3 separate regions of the Mus musculus genome follow, and regions 1 and 2 are each linked to region 3. The links are chromatin loops, found by intact Hi-C in ENCODE. Cell type or tissue: heart. All regions are shown on one strand.

Region 1 (4,000 bases), 230 kb before region 3:
GTGTTGCGACCTGCCGTCCCAATCAATGTTGGGCCATCTTGGTCATTTTGGTGTTTGTATGCGGATCTAACGTCACGGTGACACAGCACAGCCCCATGCTAAAGTCTAGCTTCTCAAGTGAATCCTGAGTGAGATCAAAGAAGCCATTGGTTCCCAGGGAAGCTGGGGTGTTCAAGGCAAAGCCTTGCTCCTGCTGGAGGTCAGGGGTGATCGCTACAAGAGCGCACAGGGCAAGGGCGTGGATGAAGTCAAGTACACCGCCGATCCAGGTCTGTCCTGACCAAGGTCTGTGAAGCAGTACTGTGCCTTGGCCACTCGGCATCCCACCCATGCAGCCCAATCTGCTACTGCTACTCTGGGAGTCCAAAGCCAGCAGCAAGTATTCTGCGCCCTCAGCGTGGAGCTAGGCGCCTCATACTTGGACTAGAAAAGAACCATACAGGGGTGGGAGGTGGGGGTGGGGAAGCGCTGGTGTTTCTTTGTAGGAGCAGGCTGCTCTGGAGTCTTCCGATTCTGCAACCCTGGACATGCTAAAAGAAAATATACAGGCACTGGGGAAAGCAACGGGTTGGGCTATGTGCTCTTTTTTAGGTCCTAATTAGGAAGCCGGCCTGGAGGCGGAGGCTCTTGCATCACCAGGGAACAAGGCAGTCAGGGGAGCTTCCACCAAGTGCCTCAAGTCAGGTAGCCGCGGGCCTTTGGGCCCATTCAGCTTTCTCTGGCTGTGTCGGAAGAACTCCTGGGACCGGATTTGACAGCAGAGAAGAGCAGCGTGGGAAGGGCCAGTGGGTCACTGGTGCCTTACTGAGGCTGCCAGCGGATATGGAGGGAGGGGAGCGAGTCGATGGCTAGAGATGAGAACGAAACTGGGCAACACCAAGTCAGAACACAAATGAGAAATTCATTTCCGCCTGTGTAATCTCTCCAAATTCCAAAATCACTTTATTCCAATTATTCCCCAGGCCAGCCAGCCCTACCTCTCCAAGCCGCGGGAGCATCTTTCTATTATTTATTAATCTTTGCACATCTATGCTTTTCTGAAGGGTTGGTAACAGTTTAGCGCGGAGGAGCGTTTGTCGCGCATGGTCGTGCGGTCCGGAGATCACCTACCTGGTGAGACTAGGGCGACTGCAGGCTCAAGCTCTCCGCTCTCGCCAGTGCATTTCCTCGCAAAGCTGGAGCAAGCCTGATTCACGAATCATCCCTCGCTGAACTTTTGCCCGAGCTTGGAGAGGGTGGAGCTTTCCTCCACCCCTTTTGCCTAAGGGTGTTTGATTTTTATGTTTTGATTTTTTTTTTTTTAACCCAGCGCCAGAGCTTTTCGAAGTCTCTGGGAATATGAGTCACCACTGACAGTAGAGATCTTTGGTGGCACCATGCGGTGGGCGAAGACGATTGTCTGGGGGATCCAGGGCCATGGCTGGGAGAAGTCAAGGTAAAGGCCAGGCGAGGCTACAAACCAGGCTAAGTCACTGTGATAGTGGGGTATCCATCTATGGCTCCCTCTCCCGGACAACTTGCCCTGCTCCTCGCCAGCCTTAGCTGGACCTCCTCTGCCAGACCAAAATCCCCAAGGTGGCTGCCCTGCACCTGCCACTTTGGCCTCTGCTCCAGCTCTGGCCAAATACTTGGAAGATGGGACACTAAATTTCTCGCCTGGCTCACAGCTTGGCCAGTTGAGCGCGCGCCGCATCCCGCACGAGCGGTTGCATGGGTGCCGGGTAGGCGGCCTCGGCAGCCCCGGGGTTGGGGATTCCTGTTTTTGGTGCACGGATGGTGATGTGTGGAATGTTGAAGGCAGAGATCACCTTCAGGGCGTCATCCTTCACGGACTCGCACAAATTCAGCAACTGCAAAACATGGCACAGAGGGTCAGGTCAGATGTGGGCGCAGTCAAGGAGGACTTGTCGTCTGCCCCTCAGAAGTGCAGAAAATGTGGGTTCCCCACAACACAGAAAGTTATTGTTTCTAAACAAGCTGTGACTTCTTTAAAATCTCTAAGACTCTGACCCCCAGGTCCGGTCGAAACTTAGAGGGGTTTTTCCCCCCCAACCCCCGGTAAGGGACTGAGGGTAGCGGCTCTTTGCTAAGATACTTCGGTAACTAGAGACCTAGCTCTGAGAATTAATGCTGCCTTCTCTTCATTCCTTCCTTCTTCCCGCCCTTCCTCTCCACCTCTGGAGTGCCACCCTCTGGTGCACAGAGGCAACTGACGAGAACTTCTGACTAGATGAGCCATTGAAAAGATCTGCCTCGTCTCACCAGAAGGGTGCCAACAGAGTCTGGAAGGCAGTAAGGAGGGTTTCAGAGACTGCTGCGGACCACCAAACAAACCAAGGCTCGGCGTTAATCACTTTCCGGCCTCTCCAGTTGCGCAGAATCAACGAGTGGTCCATCCACTCTGCTAGGCAGTGGAGGTCCATCAGGACAGACTTCCCAGAAGAAGGGAGGGAGGTTTCAGGACAGGGCTGTGTTTCTATTTCATTTTCTATGATTTAGATGCCAGTACCGACCCGCCCACTCATCCCTGCAAGAAGCCAAAATAAAGGATGATTTTTCTAGATCTGAACAAGGGGAGAGACCTGTTTTCCCTTCCCCTAAGCAAATTCATACTGTACTCTGACATTTGAGGTCTTCGTTAAGCTATACATGTCTTGGACTGACTGATCACAACAACCTCCAGGCTTCATAGTTTCTTTTTGTAGCTTTAAAAACACTTTTATGGGCCCAACTTTATCCTTGTGTGCTATCTATATTTTAAGACCCCCCCCCATCTGCCCTCCCCAAAAGAAAGAGGAAGAGGAGGAAGAAGTGTGAAGGGGAGTGCAATTCAAGGCCCTCTTCCTTCAAAATGCACCCCACTTCCCAGTGATTTCTAATGAAAAGCTTCGTTCTTCACACACCTTGGTTAGGCACCATCAAATAAGTTCCGAAATGACTTTGATCACATTTGCAAGATGCGACAAGACAGACTGTCACTAACCAAGATTTCCAAGTCTGTAATTAATACTCTTGACAAATCCCCAACTAATCTGTCAACTCTTGATGCTTTTTACCACACATTTCAAAACCACAAGATGGTCTACCCAGCCCCTGAACTTGCCACGTGTACTCATGTAATTATTCAAGATAATGCTCCCTGTGGGTTTCATTAAGGCAGATAGGCCAACTCTTGTCATGCAGCGGCCAATGGGGGAAACTCACTTTGAAAGAAGGCTTGTGAAAGAACACAATGTGTTTGGTTTGTCTAGTGTGAAATATAGACTTAGAGGTAGAAATTATGGAAAGTGATTTCTATTTGCTATAAGAAAGAGTTAAAAAAAAAAAGGAAAGACCAAATGCTGATGAAGAATGGTATTTCTGTGCTCCTCATTCTCCAGGAGTGAGACCCCACCACGGGTGTCAGAAAAGAGCATTGAACTGGCTAGGGAAACCAAACGTTGACTGCCAGGATAGTTTCTAAACCTCAGGCTCTGGAATAGCCTGAAGCACCCTCTGGCTTTCCCATCCTTATATCAACAGAACTCAGAATATGTAGCTGGAGGGGTGAGGTGGGGCGGGGCGGGGCTTCCACGGAGCATGCCCATTCGTCTTTTCCTATCAGGAGCATAATCTTTAACCTCCTTTTACTCCCAGTATTCGAACTGTGGTACTGTCCTGCATCAGAGACCACACAGGACTTGAAAAGCTTACGTGCATACTACACACTGCAGACAGTCATGGCCTCTTACAGCAGGAAGCTACTGCAAAGTTTCAGGGCCTCTAAAAAAAAAAAAAAAAGGCGGTTTGGGTAGGGACCTGGAGATATGGCTCAATGGTTAAGCACACTTGCTACTCTTGTAGAGGACCTGGGATCAGTCACTGACACCCACATGGTGGCTGACAGCTGTCCCTACCTCCAGTTCCAGGGGATGGAGTTCCCTCTTCAGCCCCCTCATCCTCACCCTGGGCACCAGGGACATATATAGTGAACATACATACATGTAAGCAAAAATAAATC
Region 2 (4,000 bases), 330 kb before region 3:
ATAAAATAAAACAAGAGTGTCTAAACCATGAATCTTGTCACTCGCGTTCTTTGAAAGCTCAGTGTCTTTGTCACCATGATGTTCCTCTGGATATTTGTTATAGTTTATTCACAAATACCTCATGGTGGCTCTGGATGAATAATTTCAGATGCAGGGACCCTGCCTGGGGGATGTAGCCCAGGAAAGGCAGGCCACACATAGCTACTGGCGAAGCACTTGATTAAACACATCCTGCATGGGTCTCTATGGTGTGAATTTGTTACCCTCACTGTATCTTCAAGAAGCCAGATGATCATGACCAACCTTGAAATCGCCTATGTGGTCCTGTTTCTTTGTCTCCTATGGGTGACCCTTTCAGCATCTTTAAAAAAATCAAAATCAAAGCGCGCTGGTTTAGGATACTGAAGCCAGTGGTTCTTCCCAAGATAGAACTTTGTGGTTCAAAATAAGTTGTTCAGACACCTTGAGCTAATAGTGCCTTGTAACATGAGACGCTGGGTGAGGATTTGACTCTTAACAGGCCTGCCTTCGCTTTGGCAGCAGGAACTTAAAGCAAAAACAAACCTTGCCTTAGGCTGGGGGGGAGCAGATAATGTACTGATATGCTTACAGTGGGGGGGGCAGATAATGTACTGATATGCTTACAGTGTGTGTTGGGGGGGAACAGATAATGTACTGATATGCTTACAGTGTGGGGGGGGCAGATAATGTACTGATATGCTTACAGTGTGTGTTGGGGGGGGAACAGATAATGTACTGATATGCTTACAGTGTGTGTTAGGGGGGCAGATAATGTACTGATATGCTTACAGTATGTGTGGGGGGCAGATAATGTACTGATATGCTTACAGTATGTGGGGGGTGCAGATAATGTACTGATATGCTTACAGTGTGTGTGTGGGGAGAGCAGATAATGTACTGATATGCTTACAGTGTGTGTGTGGGGGGGGAGCAGATAATGTACTGATATGCTTACAGTGACATCCAGTCAGAGACTTAGTGAGCCTGGGCCTCCAAAACCAGATGCCCAGGCAGGCCTGTGCACCAGGACTTTACCTGCTTCTTACTCCAGGCAGGGACTCTGCAGGCTGAGGGGGTAGGTAGCTAGTTGCCCCAAATCTGAAAAGCTGTGGACCACATGGCTGAGTTTCAACCCCAGGTCTCCTGACTCAAAACCAATTCTCAGGACTTGCCCTTCCCCCTAAATATATGTGCCCCAAATTGTCACCAGATCTCAGGGAAGCACTAGCTCTGTCTGGAATAAACACCAGCCTCACGGCAACCCCGTCATTACCAGATCGCTGATTCTCGTCTGGGTCTTGTGGCTTCTTGGGTTTTTCTCTGGTGTTTCGCTCCCAAGTCTTCCCCCCTTCCCTCTGATTATGCATATGTAAACAGTCAGCGTGGTGGCCCACAGGCTGCAATCTCTGTTGCTCATCAGGTGCAGTCAGTTTAGCCTCAGGCCTCTGCCAGAGGCCATTCCCAGCTCTTCCCACTGCCTGTGGCTCTGTCCTCTTTCTTTCTGCCACAGCACCTATAGAAAGATCTCTCAGAGGGTCCTGAGGGAGGAGACTTGAGGTTCTTCCCTTGGGCAAACAAGGGCTGGGTGGATGACATAATCCCTTTTAAATCTTAGAAAAACAGCCCTGTGGCTCTTGGCTCTCTTGGGCTCTCATTTGGGTTGCCTCACGACACTGGGCAGGAGGCCAGGGAACCCAAACCCAAGCCCAGAGACTCCAGCTCTCCAGGGAGTTCTAGCCTGGGCTGTCTGGTGTGGCCTGTTCCTTTCACACAAAAGCCAGTGAGTCCACACAATCTCACCCTGAGATTGGTTGAGGCTCTCCCCCCATGGCCCACAAGCCTGAAATTGCTTGATCTCATATTGATGTCCACTTCTCCTCATTTGTTTTTGATACACAGCTTGACTTGACCCTCTGACACCAGAGAACTTATAGATCTTGCTCTGGCCTCAAGGGAGGAGAAAAACCTCAAAATCGATCAGGACTGGAGTAGATAACACTCCACTGTGCCTATCAGTGGGATTCTACTGAGCCACCAGGAGTACACACAAGGGTAAGATCAATCTAAGAGACAGTGAGCATTGTATTAGTTACTTACTGGTACCCAAATACCTGAGACAATGTCTATGAGGAAAGATTTATTTTGGTTCACAGTTTCAGAGGGTCTCAGTACAACACGATAAGTGAGGCATGGTGAGAACAATTGGCAAAGAAGGTGTTCATAGTGCAGTGGGTCAAGAGAGAGGAGGAGGGAGGGAGGAAGGGCATAGGACAGGAGTGGAGAGGGCAGGAGGAAGATGAGAGAAAGAGCTGGAGGAGGGAGGAAGAGAATGAAGAAACCAGAGTGTGGCATTTTGCAAGAAAATGGCCCTCACTGGCTCATAAGGAGTGGCATTATTAGGAGGTGTGGCTTTGTTGGAGGAAGTCTGTCTCAGTCAGTTCCTGTTGCCTGCTGACCCAGATGTAGAACTCTCATCTACTCCTACATCATGCCTGCCTCCATATCACCATACTTCTTGACATAAGGATAACGGACTGAACCTCTGAACTATACTCAGCCCCAATGAAACGTTTTCCTTTGTAAGACTTGCCATGGTCATGGTGTCCCTCACAGCAATAAAACCCTAACTACAGCACAAGGCCTGGGACATAAGCTTCAAAAAACCTGCCCCCAGCCAGTTAGTTCCCACTTCTTGAAAGTTCCAGCACCCCCCAAAATAGCACCACTAGCTGGGGACAGGTGTTCCACACCATGGGAGACAGTTTGTGTTCACACCATAATGATCATCTGTGCAAACTTCAAGAACCGGTAAGAATAACCTGTACTGATAGGAGTCAGAGCAGTGATGAGCATAGAACCCAGGAGGGTGGTAGGGTCAGCACAGAAGTGTTCTGAAGCTCCTGTGCCCAATGGGGTAACATGCAGGCATAGGTGTGCATGTGAAAAATACACCCAGCTCTTGAAAGTCCTGCAGTACACTGTGTGAGCGCTACAGCTTGATAAAGACTTAGAAACTGCACAAAGGTCAGGAAGAGTCAATGGAGGAGAACTGAGGTTCAGAGAGAAGAAGAGGTGTGATCAAAGGAAGCCAGGAGAGCATTTCAGCTGTGGGGCTATAGGACCTCGAAGATTCCATGGGAAGATTATTTGGGGCAGGGAGATCTGTGAGAGAACCTCAAGCTCTTAGGGTAAATACGGCAGGGTCTGGCAGGGAAAGGAACATGGTTTGGAGACTGGAAAGAGTCCTCCTCAAGAGGCTGAGTCCCAAGGGGCAGCAGCACAGGGTGGGAGTGTCATTCCTGTGGGAAGATTTGAGACCCCGGAGAGCTGCCTAGATTGGTTGTTTCTGGAGATGTCAATATGTTTTCAGTAAGAGATCAATATTGAAAGTGAGATAGCTCTAGAGCAAGAATCAGCTACCTGGGAAATCCCAGTTTGGTCATTTGCCAGTTGTGTTTGGGAACCCAAGAGATAATTTAGAGAAAGGGAGGGAACGGGAGTTGGTCCAGGCTGGGAATTGTGGGAAAACACAGGTTTCTCGAAGAAAGAGTGAGCCCAGTGGTAGAAAATGTGTTTCTAGAATCACAGTCCTGGAAAAAGAGTATAAAAAGTAGGTGGCAGGAATATGTGCAATAATCAGTGGCTTTAAATGTTGTAAACGTGGTGAAAGACACCCGGAAAAACCCACAAGAAGTCAGCTCAGAATTGCCTTTACCTATATTTACATATACCCAACTTTCAAAACTGTAAGGCAAAGGCTTTGCCTTAGAAACAACAATGGGCGAGAACTTGAGACTTATAGAATCACCATGTAAAGACCAGTCATGTTCTCATAGGGAACTAGGCTATCTGGGAACAATGAAACTGTTTTATTTATATATATATAAGTTTTTGATGGAACTAGAGAGATGATTTTGCAGTTAGAAGCACTTGCTGCCCCTGAACAGGACCCAGGCTCAGTTCCACCACCCTACATGGT
Region 3 (4,000 bases):
TTAGAAAAAGCCAGCAGCCTACTATAGAGCCACTAGATGGGGTGGAGGCCTAGATTCTGGCCCTGCCACTAGCCAGCTGACATCTGACAAATTCCAGTTTGGGTAGAATCTCTATGACTTTCAATGTAGACAATTTTTAAATCTTTGGTTAAGCTCAGTTAATCAAAGCAAACATGACTGTATACCACACAGTGATCCAGGAGCAGCTGTGGCTAGGGCTTATGCAAGACACTCAAAGACTTATCACCTGAAAACTACCCTGCCTGCACGGTAAGAACTGGACCCTAGTGAACTGTGAGCCCTGACAAACCCTGGACAAACTGCTATGTTGTTTTAGATCACAACATTTCTCAACTAAATACAAGACTCATGAGAATATCCACCTTACAGGACTGCCGAGATGAACTGTGATTGCTCATAGCATGCTTCAAATGCTGTCCCTTAACAGGAAGCTCTCAACAAAAGCCAGCCACAGTTGTGGCTTTTCTCTTTCAATCCCTTTCTCTGTGAATCTACTAAAGCAAGGGACAGAAACATGACAGAGTGAAATGTGAAGAAAAGGGACAGTCCCCTTCACAGGGACCATCTTACATGGAAATGGCTTCAGGCAGAAACACTGAGGAAAACCTGCCAGCCATCGGTTGTCATTGTCCAACCTTCCAGGTGGCACAGACGATGATTCCCAGTGACAGGTGACAGTCTCCATGAAACAATGCAGCTCCCTACAGCTGTAGCCCAGATACCCTCTGTCCCAAGTAAGTGGGCCACAGAGCTGAGGAAGGCCAGCTTCCTTCCTAGCAGGACCCAAGCAAGGAACATCTGAAAAACAGTCCACAGCCATGTGTCCCAGTCCCCATGGCTGCCGTGGCTGTACCTGGAGCCTCAGAAGGCTGGGTTCCCAGAGGCCTGTTTGGCCTCTGATGACTCACTGACAAGCAGTGCTGATCCTTGAACTGCTGGCACAGTCACAGCAGCTAAAGTTCCCTATGCCACATCAAACAGGGAGGAACGCCCAAGGACTTCCCTCTCCTTCAGCACTGAAAAACTCCACTCCTACCACAGGCGCTGAGAGTGTCCATCTATCTGTAAGCACGACCTAGCTGTGTGACTCAAGAAAGATGGGCTGCATGCCAACTCTAGGTCACTCTGCCAGGGATCAAGAGGCCTTACTCGGAAATATTTCTATAAAAGAGGGGGTGGGGCGCAGCTGAGCGACCGAGTTTGTATTCTTCATGTAGGAATTCTTAGATTCAATCCCAACCATGGAGAGCAGTGGGGCTTAGTATAGAACACAATCTCCGAGGTCCCTTCCAACCCACAATACCCTAGGGCTTTCCTTCTATAAGGTGCTAGCCCTGGATCCCGACCACCACCTGCCCCTGTCCCCTTGCCAGGGTAACCCTGGATGCTCCCTTTCAATGGTCTAGTTTCTTTGGTACACTCTGAGTCTCTGTGGGGTATGCACCAGGTCATCTCTATCATCATCGCAGTGCTGAAAGGGAACAAATTGGGCCCATATAAAAGGAACTGCGCTCAAAACGGTAGTTCTTCCACACACTTTCAACACACAAGCTTATCTCTAGCTGTACTGAGCTCTGGCTCCTCACTTTGGAGGAAAGTGCGGCAGATTAATCTTTTAAAAGATAAATATTGCGGTATATATGTCTTTAATCCCAGTAACTGGCCTGAAGAGGCAGGGATATCTCTCTGAGTTAGAGGCCAACCTGGTCTATAAGGGGAGTTCAAAGCCAGGCAGAGATACATTGCAAGACCCTGACTCAAAATAAAGATAAATGTTTACGTTTCTGTTGTAAAAACATAAGCAATTGCCATAGAGTCAACACGACAATGTGTAAGCATTTTTATACCCATCCAAAGTGATACAACGGGCTTTGGTTTTGTTGGGTTCATTTGATTTTAGGAGACATTTATGAGTCAAATTATGCCCTGGAGTCATCAAAATAACCATAGCTTATTTACAAGCTTGATCTTGAGCCCAGCAATCACACAGCTGAGGCTCCCCCACTCTCACAGTGACCATTGCCCTTTTAAAGTCAGCACTTGTGGTTGATAAGAAGCCGAATAAACCGCTGACAACGGCAAAATTCCAGCCACTTCTGACACCCAAAGCAAAGCAAATAAGCAGTCAGGAAACAATCCGCAAATTGGTCTTTGCTGCCCTCTGGTGGTTGGTCCTGGGAAGGTTCCACGCCATAGTTGACACAGATGTACCCTTACCCCAATCTCCCATCCCAGGACCATCTACGCTAAAACCATCATCCCACCAGAATTCTCACCCACAGAGCAAGTCCTGGTATTCTGCTCTCTTCTCCCTCTCCCCCTACCATTCTCTTCTCTCTCTCTCTCTCTCTCTCTCTCTCTCTCTCTCTCTCTCTCTCTCGGAAAAGGAATAATACAGCCCAAGCAGCTTAATGTTCACTGAGACCGTGCTTTCTCTAAAAAGACAACTAATGAGAGATGAGCCACGAATTTCAACTCTCCCACGCTGCTCTCTGAGAACAGATGAATGGTGAGCTCACTTGACACGTGTTAAAAGAGTATGCATCTGTTGAATTTCTCTCTAGTTTTAGCAAAACACACACCATGCATGTTTAGGACACTGACATAGGAACCCACTACCTCTCTTAGCTCTGCCCTCTATTAGGCCAAGTTACATGAACATTAGCAAAGGCTTTCAACTCTAGCCATGCCCATTCAGTACAGCTCCCACCCTGAGCCTTCCTGCAAGATCTCACCGAGGTGCTACCTACCTCCAGGCTCCTCCCGTACTCCCAGCTACGGCATGGTTCTAATGTGATCCAGAGAGATGGGTTGTTTTCTCCACAGTGTTGCACAGATCTCCATTAATCACTAAAGCCTACAGTATGGTGGAGGGCAGAATGGAGAGACAGAGCAAGGGGAGGAGAGAGGAAAGGATGGATGAATGGGCAAATGGGTATGCATGGAGGGCTGTATTTGTATATTGGCAAATGACTGAAAAGATAGAATAATGTAAAAATTGATAGGTGGAAGGTATATGGGCAGATGGATATGTATGTGGGTAGGTTCTGGACTGGTAGATGATTGATGAGTGGCTAGGTAGACAGAAGGGTAAATGGAAGGACAGAAAGAAGACCGGGGGAGGCTAAAAATCTTCCATGGTGTTTAGCACTTAATTAAGCCTTGCACTGAGACTGAACCAAAAAGGCATAGTCCCTGCTCCCAGTAAATATTCTGTCACTAACGGTAAAATCTATGCTAGAGCAAGACCCAAGGGACCGCTCCATCACTAGCTCAGGCAGCATGGCTGCTGTTGTCTGCAGCCCCCTCACAGCCAGCACTGCTCATTCACAAAGTCCTCCCACCACTCACAGTGGGTCTGAGCATCCACGCCAAAGGTGAGCTTGTGTTACTGTCCCTATTTGTCACCCTTGCAACCTCAGGTGCATTTAATAACCAGTGTAGTTGAACTTGGTCTTGTGAGCTTCCACATCCCTGTCATGTATGTATGTGGTTTTGGTATACATAGGTACTTATGCAAGCCCTATATATGTGCAAACTCCTTATATATGTGCTGTGTCTTACAGCAGTTCTGTCTTGTTTGGTTTGGTTTGGTTTGGTTTGGTTTGGTTTGGTTTGGTTTGGTTTGGTTTGGTTTAGAAATGGACTGACTCTGAATCCTGAGGCTAGGTGGACAGAATGAAAGCCCAGAAAAGCCGGATCCAGAGCCCTGCTCATTCATAATGGCCTCGCTACAGCATCTGGAGCAGACACAGCATTCCAGCTGTTTCCGTTCATGTTGATTCCACTCAGTAATCTCACCTGACAACCTCACGTTAGGTGCCTCTCTTTGCCTAGTTCAGGGCTGGGTCCTGGGGTAAGGAAAGGATGACTCCCATCAGCTGCAGCCTTGACTGACAGACAGCCTGTGGAGGGGGACCCATTGGGTTTTTTGGCATGTATATCAGTCTCCTGAGGTAGTGAAACAGACCAAATAACT

The links. Hi-C counts contacts between places; a loop is a spot of excess contacts. Peaks named below come from ENCODE experiments on the same cell type or tissue, not always from the same donor. Only the 100,000 strongest peaks of a DNase experiment are listed, where the experiment ranks them.
Region 1: it touches region 3 in a loop (9-fold over the local background); 25 of 42 quality-filtered maps call a loop at or near these places.
Region 2: it touches region 3 in a loop (2.2-fold over the local background); 3 of 42 quality-filtered maps call a loop at or near these places.

The regions. Positions count from the first base shown.
Region 1 is chr2:128,120,798-128,124,797 of GRCm38, reverse strand. It overlaps Acoxl (acyl-Coenzyme A oxidase-like), which reads right to left. Exons shown (of 18, transcript NM_028765.3): 18 at 905-1,850. The coding sequence ends at 1,662. Among named protein-coding and RNA genes, the nearest start is that of Bcl2l11, 3.2 kb to the left of the region's middle. In heart, CTCF peaks have their summits at 1,506 (motif pointing left) and 2,190 (motif pointing left); DNase peaks (open chromatin) are centred at 727, 1,177, 1,627 and 2,197; H3K4me3 peaks cover 2,424 bases; H3K27ac peaks cover 1,872 bases; H3K27me3 peaks cover 701 bases.
Region 2 is chr2:128,215,673-128,219,672 of GRCm38, reverse strand. No RefSeq gene overlaps it. Among named protein-coding and RNA genes, the nearest start is that of Gm14009, 48 kb to the right of the region's middle. In heart, no CTCF peak of the experiment used is centred here; a DNase peak (open chromatin) is centred at 1,702.
Region 3 is chr2:127,887,768-127,891,767 of GRCm38, reverse strand. The region is part of intron 8 of Acoxl (acyl-Coenzyme A oxidase-like); the gene reads right to left. Among named protein-coding and RNA genes, the nearest start is that of Acoxl, 35 kb to the right of the region's middle. In heart, a CTCF peak has its summit at 2,182 (motif pointing left); a DNase peak (open chromatin) is centred at 2,127; H3K27me3 peaks cover 1,334 bases.